Linked DNA regions of Homo sapiens: region 2 is linked to region 1. A link is a loop called in an ENCODE intact Hi-C map of the cell type or tissue named here. Cell type or tissue: gastrocnemius medialis. All regions are shown on one strand. Each heading gives the region's core, and the rest is flanking DNA. Links, peaks and the distances in the headings are about the cores only.

Evidence for each region. Hi-C counts contacts between places; a loop is a spot of excess contacts. Peaks named below come from ENCODE experiments on the same cell type or tissue, not always from the same donor. Only the 100,000 strongest peaks of a DNase experiment are listed, where the experiment ranks them.
Region 2: a loop joins it to region 1, with 2.2 times the contacts of the local background. A loop is called at or near these places in 16 of 110 quality-filtered maps.

Annotation. Positions count from the first base shown.
Region 1 is chr2:172,982,657-172,988,041 of GRCh38, forward strand. It overlaps RAPGEF4 (Rap guanine nucleotide exchange factor 4), which reads left to right. Exons shown (of 31, transcript NM_007023.4): 11 at 840-924; 12 at 2,777-2,837. Among named protein-coding and RNA genes, the nearest start is that of MAP3K20, 90 kb to the right of the region's middle. In gastrocnemius medialis, for the core only: no CTCF peak of the experiment used is centred there; a DNase peak (open chromatin) is centred at 2,895; H3K4me3 peaks cover 566 bases; H3K27ac peaks cover 1,516 bases.
Region 2 is chr2:173,219,457-173,224,841 of GRCh38, forward strand. The region is part of intron 11 of MAP3K20 (mitogen-activated protein kinase kinase kinase 20); the gene reads left to right. All of the region lies in intron 2 of MAP3K20-AS1 (MAP3K20 antisense RNA 1), which reads right to left. Among named protein-coding and RNA genes, the nearest start is that of MAP3K20-AS1, 60 kb to the right of the region's middle. RefSeq lists an enhancer at 2,666-2,765. In gastrocnemius medialis, for the core only: no CTCF peak of the experiment used is centred there; no DNase peak of the experiment used is centred there; H3K27ac peaks cover 3,494 bases.

The sequences.
Region 1 (5,385 bases), core at 230-5,229:
CATACCCTACACATGTCCTACATAATTCTAATAATTCAAGAAGAAGAAGGAAGTGGTTTCAACTTTCACAGATTATATACTGAGTCCTTGAAGGCATGTTATTGGATACTAGTTTTATAATAAATTTTAGAATAAAAATGCTTTACATAAACTGATTAATATCTGGTGGGCAGTGGTGGTTTTTGTAACAAGAGTTTGGGAATGTGGAATATACCTCCCTTCTTGCCTTCTCTTACTAATCGCAGATGCTACCATTTGCCTTCTCTTCATCTCATGCCCTTATCTCCTCAGGGCTAGAAAAGAAAATGTTGAGTCTGCATACATCCTATATTTGAGTCCTTCGGAAAAAATACATTTTATAACCCCAAATAATAGTGACAGTGGCATTATTATTCTGCTAGGCTAAGATAGTACACAGGATCTCAAGGAATTTAGATCAGTTGTCAAGTTGATTATACCAATTGTTTCTAGTGGTGTTAAAAGACAAGTTTTGCCATTACTGATTAAGGTGGTAATGAAAAGCAGTTTTTTAGCTCAATCATCTACAAAGTGAGAGATGAGTTGGCCAACTACCATGTGAGTGGAGATGCTCTTCCCTCTGAGATCAGAAGAGAAGGGATCCTGTGGACTTTGGCTTTCTCCCATATCCTTTCATCAAGGAACACATTTATTTCAAAAATCCCTTTAGGCATTATACTGGTGCAACCTCTCCCTCCGCCAATATCTTCTTGTGCAGAAGAAATCCCTGAGCATGTTACTGATGCCTGGATCCGTTTCCATGTTTGAGGCCCTAGTGATGCCCTTTTTCCATATTCCTTTTTTTTTTTTTATCTTTGTAGACCTGGCCAGAGGACTGTGGATGACCTAGAGATTATCTATGAGGAGCTTCTTCATATTAAAGCCTTATCCCATCTTTCTACCACAGTAAGTTGTCTCTTAGTTTAGCATGGTTGGAGCACTTTGCAATAAATGCACTGTTAGGACAGAGGAGAGTATTACGGTGTTGTGGGGGGAAAGAATGTCTGATTTTCACCTCATAAATCACCTCTACTCTCTTACGAGATGCTGAGGAAGTTATACCCAAGAACAATCACTGAAAGGAATCAAATTTTGTCCTATTATTGGTAGTTGCCCATGTGCCCTAAACCCCAGAGCAGCCCCATGTGAGTAGGGTTGGAACATGGGCTTCATCCCTGTGAATATGAATTTTGGAACCTGCACACTCAGATAAGAGAGCCAGGCCTGGGAGGGACTCTGAATCCTGCCATGGTATGCTGCCAGAGGGTGGAAAGAGGGAAACCTAGATGACCTGTCTTGGCTTATGGGGCCAACTCCACCAGGGTTTGCTGCCTTCTTGAGAATGGAAGCAGAAAGTTCAAGAGAGCATCAGCTCAGATGTATTAGTGAAAATAACACCACCCACTAATAAAAAATGACCCAGTGGCTGTATCTGATTCTGAACTTTTACCTGATTAGAGTATTTAGGAGACAGAAATTTTTTGCCACTGAATAGGGATAGGAACACCTCCTCCCTTAAGAATATGATTTTTAGGAAACACACATGTCCTACACACTAATAAGTTAAGAAGAATGAAGTGGTTTCAACTTTCACAGAGTATATACTGAGGTCCCTAAGAAATATCTAGATGCCTAGTTTGTTTTCATTCCTAGCTCACTAAAAGTGGTGTTCTGCTACCTCACAGTAGCAGTACCTGCCAGTCCCTGCTGTTGGGGATAAGTTCAGGTCTCTGTTGAGAGCAGCGAGGCATTTGCCATAGCTCCAAGCAAGAGGGCTTCAAGTCCCCTCTCCCCTTCAACCTAGACAAACCTCCTTCACATATCTCCCACCTCTGGCACCACTGAGGGTCTTGAGACTTGCTCACCTATGTGGACTACCCAGGGAAGTGGTCCAGCCCAGCCTCCCACCTACCTACCACTGCCCTTGCCATCCTTACTCTCCACAGGGCATAGATGTAGTGCCTGGGAGCCTCACCTGGGAAGCCCTCATATATACAGGGCAGAAAGCTGAGGCTCCATGAGCTAGTGATGTAGAGGGAAGTAAGGAAGGACCCCTTTCCCTGCCTGTGCTCCAGGGACCCAGCATGTCCCGATCCGACTTCCCTGGTCTCAGTGGAATTGAGAGGATTGTGGGTAGTCTCGTCTTCTACCTCAAACCCCAGGTACCCAGGCATAGAAAAATCTCAAGTTACTGGGTTCTTAGGAAGATAGAGCCATGATTTGGGACCGTAATTTGGAATTTTTTTTTAAATGTGAATTTTAGCTAGCTAGGAATAATTTGGAATTTTAACTAAGAATATAAATGTGTTCGTTCATTTAGGCTTCATTATTCAGCTTCAAGACATAGAATTTTCCAACATGTTTGCCATGATGCATTATATGTAATGCAAGCAAGAGTCACTAGTAACAACAGAATCATGTGATGTTGCACATGGTCTCCCCTTCTCACCCACAGCCAAAGACAGGCAGGCAAGTGGGCTAGTTAATGCAGGTGGGACCATGTTTGAAACAGTCTCTAAGGAGGTTGCCTGGTATGAATTAGCTATAAGCTATTCTATAAAAAGAGCTACAAGCTTTAAAAGCCTAGCAGCAAATCGAGTAGAAGTGATTTTAGATGAGAGCAGCAGCAAGAGAGGTGAGAGATGACTGCATGGGAAGCCCCGGGACAGTTTGCATTGTGCCCCCAGAAAGAGTACAACCCTTTTCCACCCAGACCTGGAAATGTGGCCTTTGCATGTTTCTTCTGTTTTTCTTCTAGGTGAAACGAGAGTTAGCAGGTGTTCTCATTTTTGAGTCTCACGCCAAAGGAGGGACTGTGTGTAAGTGAAAAGCTGTACTGGAACCTTGCGCCTGGCCAGCACCCTTGCAAGCACATGCCACGGGAAGCCAGGCTGCTAACGCCTCACTTCTTGGCCCCGGGTCTGGCTTGGTGACTTGGCAGGGTGTCCTGTGGTACTTTCGTTTTTCTGGACCTGTGATTATTTCCAGCACATGTCAATTATTCTGAAGTATCGTGGTTTTCTAGTACCAGCAAGTGTTGTGGGTGCCAGCCTGAGTCTCACTGGCTCCCTACCCTCCTGACTCACCACAGTGTTTAAAGAGGGTGGGATGAAGTCACTGCCCTTCAGGAAGGGCCTGAGGCAGTACCTTTTCCCAGTGACCTCATTTCGTTCATAGCTTTAGAAGAACTAATCGATCTCTTGAGGTTGTTAGTTAGAATGATATTTAAACCATCCTACTTTATTTTTCTTCTCTCACTTCCACTTTAAGCTCCAAGCTGGAGAGAATTTCTTTGCTTCAAATACATATGCAGTGTTAATCTATAGTATCTCACCAAAATCCAAGTTGCAGTTTAGTTCTGTGATCATATTTGGAAGCAAGAAAAGGAAATTTGATGTGAATAGATGTGAACAATATTATATAAGCTGGCATTCCTTACTACTCCTACAAAAATCTGGCTGGAACAAACAGGGTTAGTGATCTACTAAGGTCAGGAAATGCCTCTCCAATCTCTCTTGCAGAATCACAGGACACAGCAGCATGCTAATGTGTTCTCAGAAGTTCTGCAATAAGGAGAAATGATCACCACGTTTAAACCGATACTTCCTGAGCCTAATGACACATAGAACACTTTTTGCATGGACACCTGTTAACTCTTTAGAGACAGTTTGGAAAATCTTGCTCTTTCTTCAGGCTACATTGTATGAGTCAAATAAGCAGGAAACATTAATTGTAAATGTGGTTTTTTTACTTTCAGTCATCAAAAATGATATTTCTGACATTGATATCTATTTTAGTAAGAATGTAACTTCTTCAAATGTTCAAGGCTTACTTTAATATTTTTATCTTAATGGTTGCTAATGACTTATTCTTTTTTATTTTCTTTTATTCTTTTCATTCAAACTTGCTAATTGTTTTCATTTTATTATGAAATAGTTAAATATTTTAAACAAAAAATAGAGTATATTACAATTACCTTCTTAATCTTTGTCAGATAATAACATGCCATTTTTTTCATATTTTCTTTTTTTTTTTTTGAGACGGAGTCTTGCTCTATCACCCAGGCTGGAGTGCAGTGGCACAACCTTGGCTCACTGCAACCTTCACCTCCCAGGTTCAAGCAATTCTCCTGCCTCAGCCTCCCAAGTAGTTGGGATTACAGGCGTGTGCCACCACGCCCAGCTAATTTTTTTTTTGTATTTTTAGTAGAGGCAGGGTTTCACCTAGTTGGCAGGCTGGTCTCAAACTCCTGAGTTCAAGTGATCTGCCCGCCGTGGCCTCCCAAAGTGTTGGATTACAGGAGTGAGCCACTGCACTCAGCCTTTTTTCATATTTTCTAAAGAATTAAATTATACACGCTGGGTGCAGTGGCTCATGTCTGTAATCCCAACATTTTGGGTGGCCGAGGCAGGTGGATTCCTTGAGTCCAGGAGTTCGAGATCAGCCTGGGGAACATGGCGAAACCCTGTCTGTAAAAATTAGCAAGGTGGATTGGTGCATACCTACAGTCCCAGCTACTCAGGAGGCTGAGGTGGAAGGATCTCTTAGGCCCAGGAGGTCAAGGCTGCAGTGAGCCGTGATCACGCCACTGCACTCCAGCCTAGGTGACAGAGTGAGACCCTGTCTCAAAAAATAAAAAATAAAAAATAAATTATACAACTACACTTGAAGACCCTTTGTACCCTCATTTATCCCATTTTCATCTTTCCTACCCCAAGGTAACTCCTACCCTGAATGTAGTGGTGATCATTCTAACTCACTTTTTTAAAAATACAGTCAGTCCTCTACATCTATGTGTTCCACGTTTACGAATTCAACCCACTGAAGATCAAAAATATTCCAAAAAAAAGAAAGTGGATGGTTGTGTCTCTACTGAACATGTACAGACTTTTTTCTTGTTATTATTCCTTAAATAATACAGTATAACAACTATTTACATAGGATTTACATTGTATTAGCTATTATAAGTAATCTGGAAATGACTTAAAGTATACAAGAAGCTGTGTGTAGACTATATGCAAATACACCACTTTATATCAGGGGCTTGAGCATCTGTGGATTTTGATATCCTTGGGAGGTCCTGGCACCAATTCCCCATGGATACGAAGGGACAAGTGTGTGTAGGTATGTATCTGTAAACAATATATAGTGCTGATTTGCATGTTTTTAAACGTCACATTACTTGTCAGATTACATTTTAGAGCCATTTTTCTATGGGATAAGTTTTAATGAATTGTGGAAGAAATGTGTATGGCTTTAAGAAACAGATTGCTGATAAATTGATATCTACTAAAAACCTATGTTTTAGGGCATAGCAAGGAATGCAGTGTTTCTCTTTCTTTTGTATTCTATAGAAAAGGAGATAAT
Region 2 (5,385 bases), core at 259-5,258, 240 kb after region 1:
AGACACATTTATAGAGATCTTTAGAGTCAAACCTCATGTGAGGAAGGACCCTCAAAATAATGCAATGAGCCACAAAGAGTTCCTGAGACTATCTAACAATTGAAAACGAATTTCAGAAGCTGAGAAGTTTGACTGCAAGGGAAATAACATCCTGTTTCCAATGTTTAAAGATCTAAAGTAATTGTTTTCTTCCATATAATGGATACCTTTGAGTTGAATTATATGAAATTAAAGTTATTGAACTAACAACTCCAGGAGGGTTTTTCCCAAAAGAACAAGCTACTTTTCAAAAACTCAGCTCCAACTTCACTTTAAAAATTAGGAAATTGAGGCCAGGCGCAGTGGCTCACACCTGTAAACCCAGCACTTTGGGAGGCTGAGGGGGGTGGATCACGAGGTCAGGCGTTCAAGACCAGCCTGGACAGCATAGTGAAACCCCATCTCTACTAAAAATACAAAAAATTAGCTGGGCGTGGTGGCGGGCGCCTGTAATCCCAGCTATTTGGGAGGCTGAGGCAGGAGAATCGCTTGAACCTGGAAGGCAGAGGTTGCAGTGAGCTGAGATAGTGCCACTGCACTCCAGCCTGGGCAACAGTGCTAGACTCTGTCTCAAAAAAAAAAAGGAAACTGATCCTGAATATTAGGTACCAGAATATAGAGGTCATCCCAGTATATTATTTGTACATTATTTATCATAAATGTATCCATATTGAAACTATGCCAAAAACATAAGCCTTGATTTGCTTGTTTCTCAAAAGAAGAGGCAGTAACATTTTTCATGTGCTAACAGTTTTACCCCTGAAATAGATATGCCCAAACATTTATGGGAATAAGTTGGCTGTTCAAAATAATTACGTAAAGTAGAAGATAATGTCTGTGACCACTGTGAGTGGTGACATCTTAGAAAAAAGTTCGGTTGAAAGAAGAAAACTTGAATATTAGAGCGTATTAGAACAATCTAAATTAACACTATTTTCCTTTCTTCCCAGTTTTCATGTGTTTACATACTTACGTCTAACTTAAATGTGAGACAGAATCTAGAATTTGTTCACAAGTGAATTATTTAATAATTTGAATAAATAGTATTACATCAGTTCTGGCTACAATAAATAAATAAGTGGAAGCAAGTGAATTCTAGACTAATTTTTAGTGTATATTCAGAGTACTAATCCAGATAAAAAGGGAGTTAATAACCCACATTTCCCTAGAACTGTATAGACTGCTGAACTGTTTTTTGTGCTTCCTCTAAGCTTTTCTTTTGGGTACAAAGTTTCTTAATTTTTCATTTGAGATTTAATCTCTGCTTAATTTATTTTTTTAAAAATATAATGGTCAACTAAATGTTTCCTTATGAAAGTGAAATTGGGAAAAGTCAAGATAAATCCTAGAAACTATTTTGTTTTAAGCAAAATGAGGGCTTAAAACTTGCAACTTCTTTTCCATTTGAAATTTGGCTTGCTGTGGTGCTTTGCAAACTTTTGGTTGTGATTTATCCTGTCATTCATAAATTATGGCAAATATGCTGGAGCCAAATCTGCCATTAAATAAATTCTCACATAATTCCCTACATTCATTTATTTCACTAATCATTTACCTCCTGTGTAGTGCCAACTAATTTTGTGGTATCTATTTTCCTGATTTAAATTGGTCCTAATTTCTCTTTTTACTTCTGTCCTTTCTTCCCTTTTGATAGCTTCTCTTGCCTCTTGCTGCAAGAATGTCTGAGGAGTCTTACTTTGAATCTAAAACAGAGGAGTCAAACAGTGCAGAGATGTCATGTCAGATCACAGCAACAAGTAACGGGGAGGGCCATGGCATGAACCCAAGTCTGCAGGCCATGATGCTGATGGGCTTTGGGGATATCTTCTCAATGAACAAAGCAGGAGCTGTGATGCATTCTGGGATGCAGATAAACATGCAAGCCAAGCAGAATTCTTCCAAAACCACATCTAAGAGAAGGGGGAAGAAAGTCAACATGGCTCTGGGGTTCAGTGATTTTGACTTGTCAGAAGGTGACGATGATGATGATGATGACGGTGAGGAGGAGGATAATGACATGGATAATAGTGAATGAAAGCAGAAAGCAAAGTAATAAAATCACAAATGTTTGGAAAACACAAAAGTAACTTGTTTATCTCAGTCTGTACAAAAACAGTAAGGAGGCAGAAAGCCAAGCACTGCATTTTTAGGCCAATCACATTTACATGACCGTAATTTCTTATCAATTCTACTTTTATTTTTGCTTACAGAAAAACGGGGGGAGAATTAAGCCAAAGAAGTATATTTATGAATCAGCAAATGTGGTGCCTGATTATAGAAATTTGTGATCCTATATACAATATAGGACTTTTAAAGTTGTGACATTCTGGCTTTTTCTTTTAATGAATACTTTTTAGTTTGTATTTGACTTTATTTCCTTTATTCAAATCATTTTTAAAAACTTACATTTTGAACAAACACTCTTAACTCCTAATTGTTCTTTGACACGTAGTAATTCTGTGACATACTTTTTTTTTCTTATAGCAATACACTGTAATATCAGAAATGGTTGGCCTGAGCAACCTAGTAAGACCTCGTCTCTACTAATAATTAAAAAACTAGCTGGCATGGTAGCACACACCTGTAGTCCCAGATACTTGGGAGGCCAAGGCAGGAGGATTGCTTGAGACCTAGCAATCAGTCAGGGCTGCAGTGAGCCATGATGGCACCACTGCACTCTAGCCTGGGCAAGAGAACAAGATCCTGTCTCAAAAAACAAAAAAAAGAAAGAATTGATAGTACAAAATCCAACAACAATACTGAGATGATCTAAGAAGGTTATAACAAAATGCTCTTCAGAAATACCTAAGTGCTGAGAATTTTTAGTACTAAAGAGCACAGCTGCTCAAAGTAAAGCCTGAGCAGTGTTCTCAGTAATGTATTTGAAGGAAAAATACCCTGATTTGAAACCAACAGCAGATGTTGCAAACTTTCATACCACTGCTGGCCATGGAAGCCTCTTAACAACACACTGTCATTTAAGGCTGTGCTTGTGCTTTATACAAAGAGAAAGAGGTGGTCTTAAGGGGATGCTTCCAGGGGGGTGAGTTCATGCCTCTCCTGTATTTTCCAGCAAGTGGGGTATGTGTGGTGGTTTGTTTTTTAGAGGGGCATAATAATCCAGGATTCTAAGCATATGCTCAGCTATTTTAAAGAGGAAATTAAATATTATAAAAGAAATAGTAAAGATAAGTTATCCTCACTTAGGCAAAAGCACAGGTCCTTTCCATATCAAGTTTAGCCTACCAGGGTTGTTTTTTGTTTTAACCCTGCTTAATAATGTTGGTGTTTTAGAAGTAGATACAGGCACTGCTCTGAAAACCTGGCTAGCCAAGGATATTCTCAGAATGTTATCACCTGTTTGTCAAAGCTTGTTTAAATTATAAAACACTTTTAATTATATATATGAGGCAAAAGAACTAAGACTTTTTTCAAACTAAATTAGAAAGGAGTGTCATTATTTGACTGTTAAACCAAAATATTTTTGGTGGGTCTTTTTATGGAAGTTTAAAGAAAGGACATCATCATAGATATGATCTAACAGTATTTCTAACTATATTTGATCATTAAAAGCCTCTTGGAATTTGAAGCGTGACGTGTTTCTAATGCCCCTTGAGAGGTGAAAAATACCACATAATGATCAGTATGCTGTGCCAGCTTCATTTGGGGAGAAATAACTAGTAGAAAGTTCTGGGTGTGAGGTGTACAGCAGTCTAGGTGGCATAGTGATGAAGAAAGGGATCAGAGTCTGACTGTCACTCAGAATCCTGGGCTCAGTTGCTTGACAACCTTGGGAAAATTGTTTTATCTTTGTGCGTCTGTTTGCTGATCTTCAGCGTGGGAATAATAACAGTACCTACTTGAAAGGATCATTGTGCGGATTAAAAGAAATAATATATGTAAAGCACTTTAACACAGCACCAGGCCCACGGAAAGTGGCTAATGTTAGCTACTATGAATGGTGCCAGTGAAGACACTGAAAAATAAGTGATTTCAGTAACCTTCTGGAAAGCTATCAGTTTCAAATAATATTTTCTCTGTAGTATGAGATGAAATTAAAAGTGGATAGCTTTCAGGAAAGATAAAGAGAACATGCTTAGAATGTAAGCTAAACAGATTTTTTCTGTTGCTCTTTGAAAACTATGAGCCCTGGCCAGCTTAACCTGGTCTGAGGTGAGACTAAACACAAAAACAGTAGATAAATCTCTCCCTAAAAGATGGATTCCCCCACATACCCATGCTACTAGTTTCTCTGTCTATTCACACATATGTACAAATACATGAACACAGCCTGTCTGTGCTCAGACATAGAGAAGTACTACCTGACTTGAGTCAATGCACCCAAGAAGAAAAGCTTGGAGTAGAGCAGAAGGGAGGGCTTGGGACTCCTGTCTTTCCAGCATGCCCTGGGGTGCAGTGGTCAGCCACCTGAAGAGAGAGCCAATAGCATGGGGTTTACAAGGCAAAGATAGTCATTCATTCAACACATATTCATAGAGCTCCTTCTCTGTGCCAGACACTGTTCTGGAAGATAGCTAGATGAAAATCTTTGCACTCACAGAGCTTACATGCCAGTGAGTGAAGATCGATGATAAATAAAGCAAATGCATCATATGTTCACATTTGATAAGTATATGCCAAAAAATGAAGCCGGGAAGGAGGACAAGGCCCATGGGTGGGTGTTGAGGTTTTTAAAGTGTGGTCAGGAAAGGCCCCACTGATAAGGTAACATTTGAGCAAGTCTGAAAAAGGCAAGGGGATCTTTGGGGCTAACTTCGGGATCCCTGCACTTTATGTAAGAATGTAAACCTGGAGTCTCATTTAAGAATGATCAGCAATACGTTTAGAACATATGAACTGAATGAAATGGACATTTTTTCTTAATTTATGTATAAATCCATATGATTATACATAAAGTTCTGATGCATTAATAAAAGCAGCCAAATAGGGCCAAAGAGAAAAATAACAGGACTCTGTACTGGACCTAACTTTATCATTAATTAGGTAATATTTTCCTCATTTCTTTACTGCTGCCATTTTCCTCACCAGTATTCCAGAGATGGTCATAGCTCATTACTCTACCACCAAGAACCTAAAAGGAATTAGAATACAGCAGAATTGGCCTCAGTGAAGAGCTTAAAATTGTTCTCCTCGTAGAACTGGACTATTGATCATTACCACGTGACGTTGGCTCTATTACTTTCTGTTCCCAATGTCCTTCTAGTGGTTTGAAAATGTTAAAACATCCCTAAAATCTAAATCATATAATCAGAATTCTATAGTGTCCCACTCTATCTGTAAAGATCATTTGGAAGACTTTAGACTCTATTAATTTTAAAAGGAATA